Linked DNA regions of Homo sapiens: regions 1, 2 and 4 are each linked to region 3. Evidence: chromatin contacts called from ENCODE Hi-C or POLR2A ChIA-PET data. All regions are on one chromosome and are shown on one strand. Each heading gives the region's core, a stretch centred on a gene start or an enhancer-like site at or near the end of the contact. The rest is flanking DNA. Distances are from core to core; before and after follow the strand shown. Region 1 holds the start of CSRP1-AS1 (CSRP1 antisense RNA 1). Region 2 holds the start of KLHL12 (kelch like family member 12). Region 3 holds the start of PTPN7 (protein tyrosine phosphatase non-receptor type 7). Region 4 holds the start of PCAT6 (prostate cancer associated transcript 6).

Evidence for each region. Hi-C counts contacts between places; a loop is a spot of excess contacts on that map. ChIA-PET counts read pairs that join two places held with the same protein, here RNA polymerase II (POLR2A). Pooled maps may share reads with other maps.
Region 1: a map of B cell shows a loop between it and region 3 (11-fold over the local background). The contact joins the promoter of CSRP1-AS1 here to the promoter of PTPN7 in region 3. A Hi-C loop is called at or near these places in 1 of 168 maps with a recorded cell type or tissue (B cell) and 6 of 50 pooled maps. POLR2A ChIA-PET finds 5 or more read pairs at or near these places in 1 of 52 experiments (MCF 10A).
Region 2: a pooled map shows a loop between it and region 3 (6-fold over the local background). The contact joins the promoter of KLHL12 here to the promoter of PTPN7 in region 3. A Hi-C loop is called at or near these places in 2 of 50 pooled maps. POLR2A ChIA-PET finds 5 or more read pairs at or near these places in 3 of 52 experiments (AG04450, GM12878 and activated T-cell).
Region 4: a loop to region 3 is called in a map of CD8-positive, alpha-beta T cell, with 2.8 times the contacts of the local background. The contact joins the promoter of PCAT6 here to the promoter of PTPN7 in region 3. A Hi-C loop is called at or near these places in 3 of 168 maps with a recorded cell type or tissue (CD8-positive, alpha-beta T cell, K562 and naive thymus-derived CD4-positive, alpha-beta T cell), 2 of 37 single-sample maps with no recorded cell type and 12 of 50 pooled maps. POLR2A ChIA-PET finds 5 or more read pairs at or near these places in 2 of 52 experiments (H1 and activated CD8-positive, alpha-beta memory T cell).

What each region holds. Positions count from the first base shown.
Region 1 is chr1:201,505,685-201,509,042 of GRCh38, forward strand. CSRP1-AS1 (CSRP1 antisense RNA 1) reads left to right here and starts at 1,529. Exons shown (of 2, transcript NR_160747.1): 1 at 1,529-1,735. CSRP1 (cysteine and glycine rich protein 1) reads right to left here and starts at 1,439. Exons shown (of 6, transcript NM_004078.3): 1 at 1,386-1,439. RefSeq lists a silencer at 1,141-1,770.
Region 2 is chr1:202,925,912-202,928,849 of GRCh38, forward strand. KLHL12 (kelch like family member 12) reads right to left here and starts at 1,323. Exons shown (of 12, transcript NM_021633.4): 1 at 1,178-1,323. RefSeq lists enhancers at 1,466-1,515, 2,592-2,938.
Region 3 is chr1:202,159,352-202,162,370 of GRCh38, forward strand. It overlaps PTPN7 (protein tyrosine phosphatase non-receptor type 7), which reads right to left and starts at 1,251. Exons shown (of 10, transcript NM_002832.4): 1 at 1,194-1,251; 2 at 1-103. The coding sequence starts at 51. RefSeq lists enhancers at 1-11, 112-201, 462-541.
Region 4 is chr1:202,809,182-202,812,386 of GRCh38, forward strand. It overlaps PCAT6 (prostate cancer associated transcript 6), which reads left to right and starts at 1,773. Exons shown (of 2, transcript NR_046325.2): 1 at 1,773-2,189; 2 at 2,394-2,731. It overlaps LOC124904583, which reads right to left. Exons shown (of 3, transcript XM_047439549.1): 3 at 1,057-2,378. The coding sequence ends at 1,854. RefSeq lists a silencer at 1,640-1,869.

The DNA of each region.
Region 1 (3,358 bases), core at 279-2,778, 650 kb before region 3:
GGAGGAGGCTGGATTTAGGAAACAATGGGTAAAAGCTGCCCTCCAGCAGCTGAGGGCTGAGGACAGTCTCTCTCAAAAGAGGTAGCCAGAAACCAGCTGGAGAGTCAGGAGGCAGCAGTTGAGTGAGAGCAGTTGAGGGGAGGCTCAGTACCCATCCCCAAATCCCACCTGGGGAAAATCCCCAACATGCAGTCTGAGAGGACAGAGGGAGACAACCAGCACCTCCAGCCTCCTTAGCTTCTGGGAGGAAGGCAAGGGATGAGGGGAGGACAAGAAAGACAGTAACTGAGAGATCACTCCTGTGTTGGAGGTTCTGTGTAATATGCTCCCCAAGTAGCATCCCTGAAAGAAACTGAGACATTGAGAAGTTAAATAGTTTGTCCAAGGAAACCTGCGCGTTAAGTGGCAAATCCAAGAGTCAAAACTCTGCCTTCCAAACAATCCCACCAAGACTCCAAGCCACCTCTTCATGATATACTGATATACTTTCTACCAGGGCCCAGTGGATTTCCTCGGTGCCACTGTGATAGTATCCCAGCGTGGGGAGAGCCTGCCCATTCATTCACTCTCAGGGAGCAGCTGGTGGGTGGCTGGAGCCCAGGGCTCTAGGCAGAGCCTGAGCCCACTATTGCTCCAGCCGATTCCTGGGTCCTGGTTAGTTCACAACAGCACCAGAACCAGAAGCATGCAAAATATTCTCTAGTCTGTACCAGTAGATACAATACCTGCCTCAGAGGGCTGATTGTTAGCTAACACATTGTGATTTGCTTTAAATGTGCTCAATACCAGCCCCTTTATCACTTCCCAGCTTTCAAGGACTGAGGCCACAAAACACTGACTGCAGGCTCTTTCAGGTTTCAGTAACCATCACCACCTAGCACCAAGATTTGGAGTGGAGAGGTTTCCATGCAGTTATTTCACAAGAGGGAAAACTCACACCTGCGCTCAGGGACACAGATGTCCAAGGTCAGGCCCAGATGTTTGCCCCACCCCGCCCGCGGGCATTTTCTCCCCAGCAGGAGGGTGAGGGAGGGGGTGGCACGGATGCCCTCATCTCTCTGCCATACAATGAGCGTCAGTGGCGCGCAGAATCGCCGATTGTTCTGCCCGACTTGCAGGCGGTTGCGGGGAGCCGGGTCGCCCTGGGTCACGCACACGCGGAAGTCAACTGTGTCCAGGAAGCCCAGGAAGGCCCGGGATGGGGACGGACCTAGTGCCTCCAGAAAAGAGCAGCACTGCCCGGGCTAACTGCGGTCACTTCTCACAGTTCCCCGCCTGCGACAGCCCCGGGGCTGCGGCGGGGCTGGCAAGACCGGGAGGCGCTGAGTGCGTGCCCAGGCGCCCCTCCGCGGCGGGCAGAGCCGCGCGACTCAGGGCGCACTCACCTGGCAGCTGGCTCGGCGGCGCAGGGGCGGCAGGCGCTCTCGGAAGTGGCGGCTGGGTGCGCCCGGCCTGCGCGCCGTTTTGTTCCGCTCCGCGGAAGGCGTGTCCCGGGCCACGCCAACCAGTGGGCTTTGCACACTGCACCACTCCAGGGCTGATGTCATGGCGCGAAGCCCGGCGGTGCTGCCCTCCTAGGCCCCGGGAAGGCCGGCCGGCAGGGGCGGGGGCAGGAGTCGCCGACTCTGGGGGTGCTCCGAGCTCGTGCTGCGGTCCCACTGTGCGCCCTGTCGCCGCCACCGCGGAAAACGTCTTGCACGTGCGAGGGGCATTTCAGGAGTTTCCTGTCTGTCAGGTGAGAAGGCGGAGATATGACCTTAGAGGTCAGACCCATGATAAACTTGAGCCCCTAACGAAAGGGTGTCTCGAATTTACTTGTCCTGGTGGCAGAGGGTGAGGGACACATTTTGGGCGCCAGGGTAAGACAGACCCTTCCAGGGCAGGTCTGATTCTGCCCATCCACTCACTAGCTGGGCCCTGGGCCTAGACAGCCCTTCTGGGTTCAGGGTCATCTGTGAACGGCGTGTAATCTACAGGGATGTGAGGGGCTAAAAGGAGATCCGGTAGGACCCGCAGACCTTCAGCAGCACCCGGCATGTAATAGACACTCAATAAATGTAACTCCCCCCTCCAACAGCTCTTGCCCCTCAGTTTTTCCCAGTCTTCCCTGCTACCCTAAGGACAACACCTGGAAAAAGGTGTTCTCCCGCAAAAGCAGCAGTTCTGAAAAGTGGGTGCCTCCATAGAGGCTTTTCTCTGGGGCTCCAACCTTCAGTAGGACAGACACAGGCTCAGGCCACTCAAGCTGCCCCTGGGGCAGTTTCCAGGGGACATTCTGTCCACACCTCCTCACCCAGTCCCCAGCCCTTCCTGAGTGCCCCGTGCAGGCATTTCAGGGAGCAGAGAAGCTCACAGCCTCCAGCTGGTCACCCTACACCCCAGGTGGCCCATAGATGCAGCTGCTATGTCTTCCACCCTGGGCAGGTGTCAAGGGTTCAGGCCCCAACCGGCTTCACTTAAAGCCCTGGTTTGCTGAATCAACTTTTTGCCAGGAATAAAGTTAAGCATCTTATGATCTAGAAAATGAAGTATTTGGCCAGGCACTGTGGCTCACGCCTGTAATCCCAACACTTTGGGAGGCCGAGGCAGGCAGATTGCTTAAACCCAGGAGTTCGAGACCTGGTGAAACCCTGTTTCTACAAAAAAATTAAAAAAATTAGCCAGGCGTGGTGGTGTGTGCCTGTAATCCAAGCTACTCGAGAGGCTGAGGTGGAAGGATCACTTGAACTCAGGAGGCAGAGGTTGCAGTGAGCCAAGATTGCACCACTGCACTCCAGCCTGGGCGACAGAGCAAGAGTGTTTCTCAAAAAAAAAAGTGTTTATCTAGGTTTTTCTTGCTTTCTACCATAAGTAACATCTTTCCTTTGGCCAGGTCCATCCTATAAACAAGGCCCTCCAAGATTAAAATGTCTAGAAGCACACAACCAGTGTTTCTTGCAGATTGGGCCATCTTCATCTGACCCAACCAAGATGAAGGAGGAGAAACCAGAAGAATTTCTGGTCACGGCTGCACTGACTAAGCAATAGTTAAACAGGTCCATTAAACTGCAGAACCACCATCAGTGTCAGAGACCAAGGGCTTCCGCCCAAAGATGGCGATCCCATGGGATTTCCCCCTCTCCTTTCAATTCTCAGTATCTTGGAGAGATGAGCCTCGGAGTTTTGCCCAGGATTTTACAAAAGGGCAAACTCCTACATTACCTTCTTTGGTCTGGGTTTGTCCTCTCTGGAGTCATGGGACTGTTGATAGATTTCCCTGTGAGGACATGCCAACCTGTGCTGTGAAATGGCTTTAGGGTAGATCCAGAAAAAGAAGAGCAGTCACTGCAGTCACACTTGGATTTCTCCCAGATCTTAA
Region 2 (2,938 bases), core at 73-2,572, 770 kb after region 3:
CTGGCCAACATGGTGAAACCTAGTCTCTACTAAAAATACAAAAAATAGCCAGGCGTGGTGATGCGCGCCTATAATCCTAGCTACCAAGAAGGCTGAGGCCCGAGAATCACTTGAACCCAGGAGGTGGAGGTTGCAGTGAGCCGAGATCACACCACTGCACTCCAGCCTGGGCAACAGAGCGAGACTCTGTCTCAAAAAAAAAAAAAAAAAAAGAAACTTCAATTGAGGACCCATTACCTACACTGAATAATGGAAACCACGCAAGTTATCGATGGACTTACACTTGCTTAAGATATTGAAGCTCTTCAACAAGAGGGTATTCCTACTCTACATCTGTGAATGTCCATTACTGTTAAAGAATCGATATTGGAATCCAAAACTTTCTGAAATGATCCGGGGGGAAGGAAATCAAACTGTGGTCTCCAAAAGTCCACAAGTCACAATTAATCTTTCAACAGGAAAAATGAGATCCTAAATTCTCATCTACTTCTGTTTGTAGTTGGCATTTTACTCTATAAGCACTATAGATAATTCCTCCAACAACTCTGCAAGACCCATTTTACAGAAAAGCGGGTGATTCATCAAAGCATATGTTTTTCAAAAAGACTTAAGTCAACTTAGTTGCAACTCTAGGGGTGTAAAAAGGTCTAGAACAAATGTCCATTTACTATGAAGACAGCCCGGGGGGTCTTTTATCGTTTCCGTGTCAAAATGACAGTACCCCGGTGCAGAGTGGTCTTCCTTCTAGGGGATTCCTGCCTCAACACTCCAAGTCTCAGCATATCCTTCATCCTCACCCTTCTGAAGTGACCTATTTTCTAGAACTTTCGTTAACATCTGAATGGAGGGATTCCACTTCGGGAGATTCGGGGCAGGGAATGGGTAGTAAACTCGGGAAAGACTAAATTCTAGAGAAGGAAACGAAGTCCTTCCTCCTAATACCACCAGGCATATGGCCGCCACCGCCAGGTGGAGGTATCGGAGAGGGGCAGTTCAGGGGGAGAGTTGAGAGGGTGACCGAGGCCAGATGCCCCACCCCACTGCCAGCCTTCCTCCTCTGTTGGGCATGTCTCCCATTCCGCCTTGCAGGGAGACCAAGGATGGGGGGTAGGGCCATAACCCGGAGTTGACGGACAGGAAGGGAAGGGCTGACTGCCATCACTTCCGCGCAACTCACCTCCGCTCCCGAACCCACACAGCCGCACCGGGCCCGTCCCCAGCCTGTGGGGATGGAGTGCGGCGCGGGGCTAGCAGGCGGCTCGGGAGGAGCCGAAGCGCCGCCCAGACCCGGAGGCTCTGGAGGCTCTGGAGCCGTCCGGGTCTGGCCCCTGCGGCCGCGCGACGTGATGACGCAATGCAGCTGGAGCACCGCCCTCCCCCCGCTCCAGAGTCTGCGTCACGTGAGGAGGTGGTGTCACGTGACCTGTCTGTACCCTAGCGCGGGGCTTCTGTACGCTGCTAGGAAGCCGAATTACAAAAAGGTCGGGTGGGCAGGGAATGGTGGCTCACGCCTATAATCCCGGCACTTTGGCAGGCCGAGGCGAGCGAATTACCTGAGCTCCGGAGTTCCAGACCCGCCTGGGGATCACGGCAAAACCCCGTTTCTACAAAAAAAAAAAAAAAAAAAAAATTAGCCCGCACCGCGCCTGTAGTCCCAGCTACTCGAGAGGCTGACAGGAGGATCACTTGAGCCAGGCAGCAGAGGTTGCAGTGAGCCAGGATCGCCACTGCACTCCAGCCTGGGCCACAGAATGAGACCCTGTAAAAAAAAAAAAAAAAAAAAAATGTCCAGGCGTGGTGGCTCACGCCTGTAATCCCGGCACTTTGGGAGGCCGAGGCGGGTGTATTACTTGAGGTCAGGAGTTCGAGACCAGCCTGGCCAACATGGTGAAACCCTATCTCTACTGAAAATACAAAAAAATTAGCCGGGCGTTGTGGCACGCGCCTGTAATCCCAACTACTCAGGAGGCTAATGCAGGAGAATCGCTAGAACCTGGGAGGCGGAGGTTGCTGAGCCGAGATCGCGCCATTGCACTCCGGGCTGGGCGACCGACTGAGACTCTGTCTCTTAAAAAAAAAAAAAAAAGGCCAGGCGAGGTGGCTCACGCCTGTAATCCCAGCACTTTGGGAGGCCGAGACGGGTGGATCACGAGGTCAGGAGATCGATTCTGGCTAACACGGTGAAACCCCGTCTCCACTAAAAATACAAAAAAATTGGCTGGGCGTAGTGGCGGGCGCCAGTAGTCCCAGCTACTCGGGAAGCTGAGGCAGGAGAATGGCGTGAACCCGGGAGGCGGAGGTTGCAGTGAGCTGAGATCGCGCCACTGTACTCCAGCCTGGGCGACAGAGCAAGACTCCGTCTCAAAAAAAAAAAAAAGAAAAAAGAAAAAAAAGAAAAAACAAAAAAAAGGCTGGATGTTGTGGGGTCCGGCAGGGAGCCTGGGAATGTATCTACAGCTCGGCGATTGGCTGAGCCTGAGTTCCTCCCTACCGCTCACTAGGCAGGGCAGGCAGAGAGAATTCCAACGCTTAATATGCCAAGCATCTGATTGCAGCAAGTATGTTTTACCTTCCAGGTACTGAGGAACTTTTTGACATCGAGAAAACCCACAGAGGCCTCAAATTTATTCACGTCCATTGTCCACAATGGCCTTTTCGGGCCGAACAACGCTGCGGCGAGAATCCTCTGAGCCTTAGGATCCACAGACCTCAGTATATACTCTGCATCATAATGGGCCCTGTCATCACCACTGAATTGATTCTAAGGAAATTCTAATTGATTCAGGAAATTCTAATTTATTTTGGTGCACTTAGTGACTGAAAAGGCAAAAAGCTTAATTAGTTCAGCTTATCTGAATGTCTAGACAAATTGTGTTTGGTAATACTATTATGCTCTGTGAGCCCTTTGATTCTTTTTTTTTTTTTTTTTTTTTTTTGA
Region 3 (3,019 bases), core at 1-2,500:
AGACAAGGTCAACGGCTGTGCTCTGGAGCGCCCCCCATGGGCTTGGACCATGCTGAGGTGGGGTGCTGGGCCCAGGGGAGGCTCACTCAGCCATGAGGTCTGCCTGAAAGACAGGGCCCTCCGCTGCTGTTCTCTGGCCTGCCTGATTGGCCAGAAGGAGGCTCCCATGCCAGGCCAGGTTTGCACTCTGTTTTCACTGGGGCGTCTTCTGTTCCCCAAGAGGTGGCCTCATTTTCACTAAGGGAAGGACAGGATCTATTTGGTGGGACCCAGGGCAGAAGGCAGTCTCGGGGTAGAGTAACGGCAAGATAAAGGGTAGAGATTGTGGATGAAGATAGGAAAGAATCCAGAAGGAGGAAAAGAGAGAGGGGAGAGAGGCCACACACCAGAGTACACAGGGCTCTGAGCAGGTCCAAGTGGGAGAAGGCAAGGGAGGAAACAGAAAATATGTGTTCTCTAGGACGGAAGGGAGAAAGCACGCAGAAGCCATCTCTGAGCTAACCAGTGGGCCTTCCCCTGAACAGAGAATGGAGGCCTCCAGCAGTGTTGGAGCTGGTTGGGCAGCCAGGCAGGCGGGCTCCTGGACCCCAGCAGGGTCCTCTCCTAACTGCTGCTGTTCCACTCCCAGGTCTGTTTCTGGCTTCTGGGGTCTCTGTCCAGGGAGGTAGGCTGGAGGTGTTTCCTTCCTCCTCCTGCCCATCCCCCCGTCTCCCGCCTCTGTAACCGTCACAGGAAATGGCCTCACCAAGCCCTTGAACGACAGCGCATGGTGAGGCGACAGCTGGGGGCAAGACAGGAGGCATGGAGGTGGTGGGACCATCTCCTCTTGGGGGCAGTCCCTATCTCCCAGAGCCAGGGTCACAGTGGGCGAGGTGGCGGGGGTGTTGAATCACCAAGGCAGCAGGGACGGAGGTGAGGGGACAGAATGGGCCTGGCACAGGTGTGAGTGGTAGAGCGAGGGTCTCTGGTAGCAGAAAAGGTCCCTTCAGCCTCTGCTCTCCTTGTAGCTCCCTGTGGCTTCCCTGCTCACCCCCGTCTTGGGGACATCAGGTCTGTGAGCACCCATACCCCAGCCAGGCACTGTGGCGCCCCACTCGCCCTCCCGCACTCCCTCCTAGAGATGCCCTCTTATATCCCCGGAGTTCGCACCCCCCGGGGCCACAGGACTCCCAGTCCCCCCTTCAGATACTTACTGAAGCAGCTGTGGCCCCCAGGCTGCCTCTTGCCAGCTGTCTGTCTGTCTGTCGGTCTGTCTTTGAGGGCTGAGAAGGCTCCAGGAAGCCAGCTTCCTCCCTCCGCCCCTCCTTGCTGCCACCCACGCACACCCCAGCTGCATTCTGCCCTCCTGTGCCTGCTGCCGCTGCCACCAGGGGTCGGCTGCCTCCCGCCTGTGCCCTTCTGGGGCCCAAGGCCCCGTTCCCTGGGAATGGGTGAGGGGCCAGGCCTTCCCGACCATCCTGCTTTCCCCAGCTTCCAGACCCTCTCCCCTCTTCTGTGTTTCTCCTCTGGGTCTTTGTCACATCCAGCCGCTGCCTACTTGCTGGGCACAGCTCGCCTGACCCCCAGCTCTGTGCTGTCCCACAAAGAACCCAAGGCTCTCCTGCTCAACCTGACCTTGGCCGGAGGCTTATTTCTCCTTCTCTGCTTCTGCCCCACAGCCCTCTCCCTCAAGGCCCTCTCCCTCAAGGCCCTCTCCCTCAAAGCCCTTGCTGCTTCAAGCCTTGGGAATTCATGGCCAAGCACAGACCACATCTTCCCAGAGCAGATGTGGCACAGACTCGGGGTGGGGAAAAAGAAGAAGCAAGAATCCATGCCTCACAATGTGAAGGAAAGGGCCGGGGCCAGGCCAAAAAGGTCGTCTCCACGCCTGTGCCACGGCCCAGCTCTCCACAGCCCACGGCCTGAGTGTAGGCCAGCCCAGCAGGAAGCAGATAGCAGAGTCCACTTGTGGGAGGGAGTCCGAGGGGCTTCCCCTGGGCCCTCAGCCCCCTGCAGGCCTCCTCCCAGAACCCTGACATCTACTTAGAAGACTTACAGACAGTGGACAGTCTCTGGCCCTCACACCAGGGGACTCCCATGTCCTCTTCGCTGCTGGGGTGCCTGGATGCCTGGGACCTGAAGGGTGGCCCCCAAGTCCAAGACTCCTCTGCCCACTGCCCCTGCCTGACCTTGGCAGGCTCCTTGCGGGCCAGCAGCCCAGCCGGTTCATGCTCGCTGCACGCCTCCTTTTACCTTGTAACATTTCAAACGCCCTTCCCTTCCCGGCCCCCAACATGCACAATCCACGTCCTCTTTCTTCCTCCCACTTCCCTGATTCAGCTGTCAAATGGTGACAGCAAAAAAGAAATGAGGTACCCTAGGCACAGGGGGTAGGCATGCCGGAGGGGGTGGTCGGGAGGGGGCTGGCCTTCTGCTGGCCCCTTGAGGAGGAGGGTTGAGACGAAGAACAAGAACAGCCCCCAGAGGCTCAGAAGGCCTCCCAGCACCCGCCCTTGCTCTTGGCAGTGGGGACAGGGGCTGGCTCTTTTTTGAGCCCCTCCATGGCCAGCTGATCCTGGCACCTCCTTCCCTGCAGCCTGCGTTCCTCTCCGGAGTGGGTGGGTTTCCCTGAGGAGGAGGCCGATTAGGGCTGGGAAAGGGGTTGGTTCCCGTGCTCAGGACAGACTGGAGGGAAGCAGGAACCTGGGAATCCCTAACATGCTTGCGAGCAGTGACCTGGAGACTGGCCTCTGCCTCACCCCCCACACCAGTCAGTGTTTCCACTGGTGGGTAGTGGGGGCCCTGGGGACACAGGAGGGGGCAGGTGGGGGTTGGAAAGAGGGCCCGGCTCTGAGCCTATGCTGATTGTTATCAAGAACAGGAAGCTAGGACACCACAGGGGTGGGAGGAGGAAGCGGCAAAGCCCTCCCCACACAGGTCTGCCTGGTCCCCCCAAGTTTCCAGGGTCTGAGCCCTGTTGGCTGTGAGCCCACCCCTTTCCCCCACAGACTGAGGCCTAGCAGTGGCTGGACAGTTGGAA
Region 4 (3,205 bases), core at 523-3,022, 650 kb after region 3:
CAGTGGTGCTGATAATTATGAGGAAGGGATGCAAAGGTAGGAAATAAAATTAGGACATAGTGACAGATTGAGGGGGGACGACGAGGTATTAAGATTCAGATGTCTGGCGTACCTGCCTGAGTAGATGCTAGCCCGTTGGCATTGCTGGAACATTCACCCCAATTATATACAGAAGGCGAGTTACTCAAGGGAAGAAGATACTGTGTTCATTTCTGGACATTTTGAATTTGAGGTGTCTCTGGTACATACAGGTAGAAATACACAACGGGGTATCCTTCAACAGACTGAAGGGTATAAATCTGAAGGGGCGAGATCAGAATTGGAGATATAAATCTGGGAGTTATGTGCTTATGGGTGATAGCCGCTATTTAATGCTACTGTGTGTAAAGCACTGCTCTAAACGCTCTGCATGTATTAGCTCACTGAGTCTTCACAACCACCATATTGAGTAGGTACGATATTATCCTCATTTTGCAGAGCAGGCAACGGAGGCAAAGAGGTTAACGAACTTTAAGAGATACGAACACTTTTGAGGCGCCTTTTTTCTTTTGGCGGGAGACGGGGGACGGGGGTGGGGGGGTAGTGTCCAGCAGCCTCAGAAAAAAGGAGGAAGCTCAAAAAGTAGAACGTCAACATTGAAATGACCTCTTTCATCCAGAAAGCTGCCAAACGTATGCAAGGAATGTTTGTCAAGATCTTAGTTCGCTTTCAGATTCACCTAGTGGAAGGAAATCTCTTATGCTTAAGAAGTCTTCAATTAAAAGGGGGGATGGGCGTGGGGGGAGAAGAAAACCGCCTTCCCTTCAACAAATTTTTCCCAGAGGTACCGGGCCCAGGAAAGAGTTCACAGTGGTCCTGGGAGAACGTATTCCTTTTCTTAGCTCTCCAGGGCTTTGGGACCTGGAGTCTTTTCCTGCTCCCTACTGCAATGGAGAGTCAAGCCCAGGGGACAGCTAATACACTATTAAAAGAATTATCAGTGCAAGATAGATATGCGATGTGGCAAGTTATAATAGAATCTAGGTAGTGGGTATAGAGGAATTTGATGCAAATTTCTTTTAACTTTACTGAATATTTAATAATACTAAATAAAAGTTGGGTAGAAGAATTATCGTCGATGGCTCTTTGGTGCGCATTCTGGGCCTCCGAGGGTCTTGATGAAGCTCATGTAGTGTCATGTGCTCTCTCGGGAGAGCGTTGACTATTTTCACTCCTAACGTTGGCATCCTACGAGCCAGGTAGGCATAACTTTGAGACAAATTCTAGACTTACATGAGTTATGATTATTATTTAACTGAGATGGACAGGAAGAACAAGCCTAAGAAAATCTTTCCCAATTCTCAGCTGCGTCCTACGATTCCCTCTCGCTCCCAACTCTCAAGGTCTCCCAGTCCGGCTTCCTCCATTTCCGGTAGTGACCCTAAGTGATGAGATTCTATCGCTCCCAGATCAGGCCGCAGCTGTTTGGCTCCCAGCAGACCCGGTGTGACGTTAAGGGACGGGGCGGTTGCCGGCGTCTTGAGGGGAACCTAGGGACCGAGAGGACTCTCCGGGAAGGCAGCCGCTCCCCCGCCCACAACAGACGCTCCCCTTGCCCTTTATGATGTTTACATGGGCGGAGGGATCCCTCCCAGCTGACAGCCACACCGCGCCGGCCCTTCTTTTTTTAAAGAGCCTAGCCACGGGCGCTGACTGGCCGGCAGCCGGGCGCGTCATCCTCCGGGGGCGGGGCCCGGGCCGCATTGTCTCGTCTAGGGCCGGCTGGACGCCCCAGAGGCCGGACCTGGGCAACCCCAGCCTGGAGGTGCCGGGGCCGGAGCTCCCAGAGGGCTGGGTGCGAGGCCTAGGCGGGGTCAGGTTCGGGTTCCTAGGCCATAGCGGAGCTGCAGCCCAGGCGGCCGGAGCGGAACCCAGCCCCGCTCCGAGTGCCACGTCTCCAGGAACCCCCTCCTTACTCTTGGACAACACTCCGCCCCCGCCCGGGCCTCCGTCCCCCAAACCGCCCTCATTTGTGCAGCGCCAGATCCTTCGGACACATCCCTAGGTGTCTCCATCCTCATTCGGTCCATCCAACTCCCAGACCTCACGTCAACCGGCTGCACCCCACTTTCCAGCCTGCGCCCCAGATCTGCAGCCTTCGCCCCTAGATACACCCGCCTGGTGATGAGGCGCTCCTCGCGTTCCTTCCGGTAACCGCGTTGCGAAGACCACGCTGCCGGGTTGCAAACTTGGGGGGACTTCCTCCCTCCCCTCCCCCTGGGCGCCGTGCAACTGCCCTGGGACCGGGTTCTGGGATGAGGGGGGCAGACCGGGCTCCCCAGCGGCCGGCGCAGCACGTAGCGCACGTGTAGGGTCCGCTCCCCACCCCCTCGCCGCCTCTGACAACTTTTCAGGGCTCCAGGTGTCCGTGAGCCTCCCTTCCGCCCTGGCCTCCGGTCTCTGCCTTGCTCGTGCTTCTACCACCACCCTTCCCCTCCCAACCCGGTGGATCCTCTCGTCTCCCCCAGTCTCCAGTGCACCGGCTTTCCCTCGTCCTCTGCGCAGTCCATCTCAGCTCATCTCTCCAATTCAATGCCATCATCTCTCCTCACCATCTCTCGGTGCCCTGGAATGTTTGCTGTCAGATGTCCCCTGTGAAACCCACAAACGCTTGCGATTTGGCCTCCTTGTTTTATTTTGTGTAGTCCTACAACGTCTTGTTACTACCCCCTATTACAACACTTATAACTCAGTATTTGTCTTTTTTCCGCGGTGTCCCTGCACTCTCCCCATACATATTCCTCTCCTGCCAGATTGTAAGCCTCTAGAGGGAAGAAGTAATGTCTCTCTCCTTGGCACCAGGCACGTGGCACACGCTCCACAAATATTTGTTGAAAGGGAGGGTAAATGGCCTTGAGTTTCTGTGGCTACCATTGGCTGAGGATGGAGCTTTGGGCTGGACAAAGAAGAATCTGGTTGACCACATGAAGCAGGAAGGAGGCTCAGAACGGTGTTGAGGGAGCCTCCACAATGGGTGGGCACCACAGGTGAGATAAACCCATCCTCCCCCATTCCCTGCCCTGCTTAATTCCCGGGAACCAGCAACCCCTCCTATGCTATCGTCTACTGCTGAGCTGGTCCCTTATGGTGGACTTCTGTGCTCACTGTTCTGCTTTAGCCCCAGCTGTCGGGGCTGCCCTTGGGGAACAGCTTACACCTTGACCAG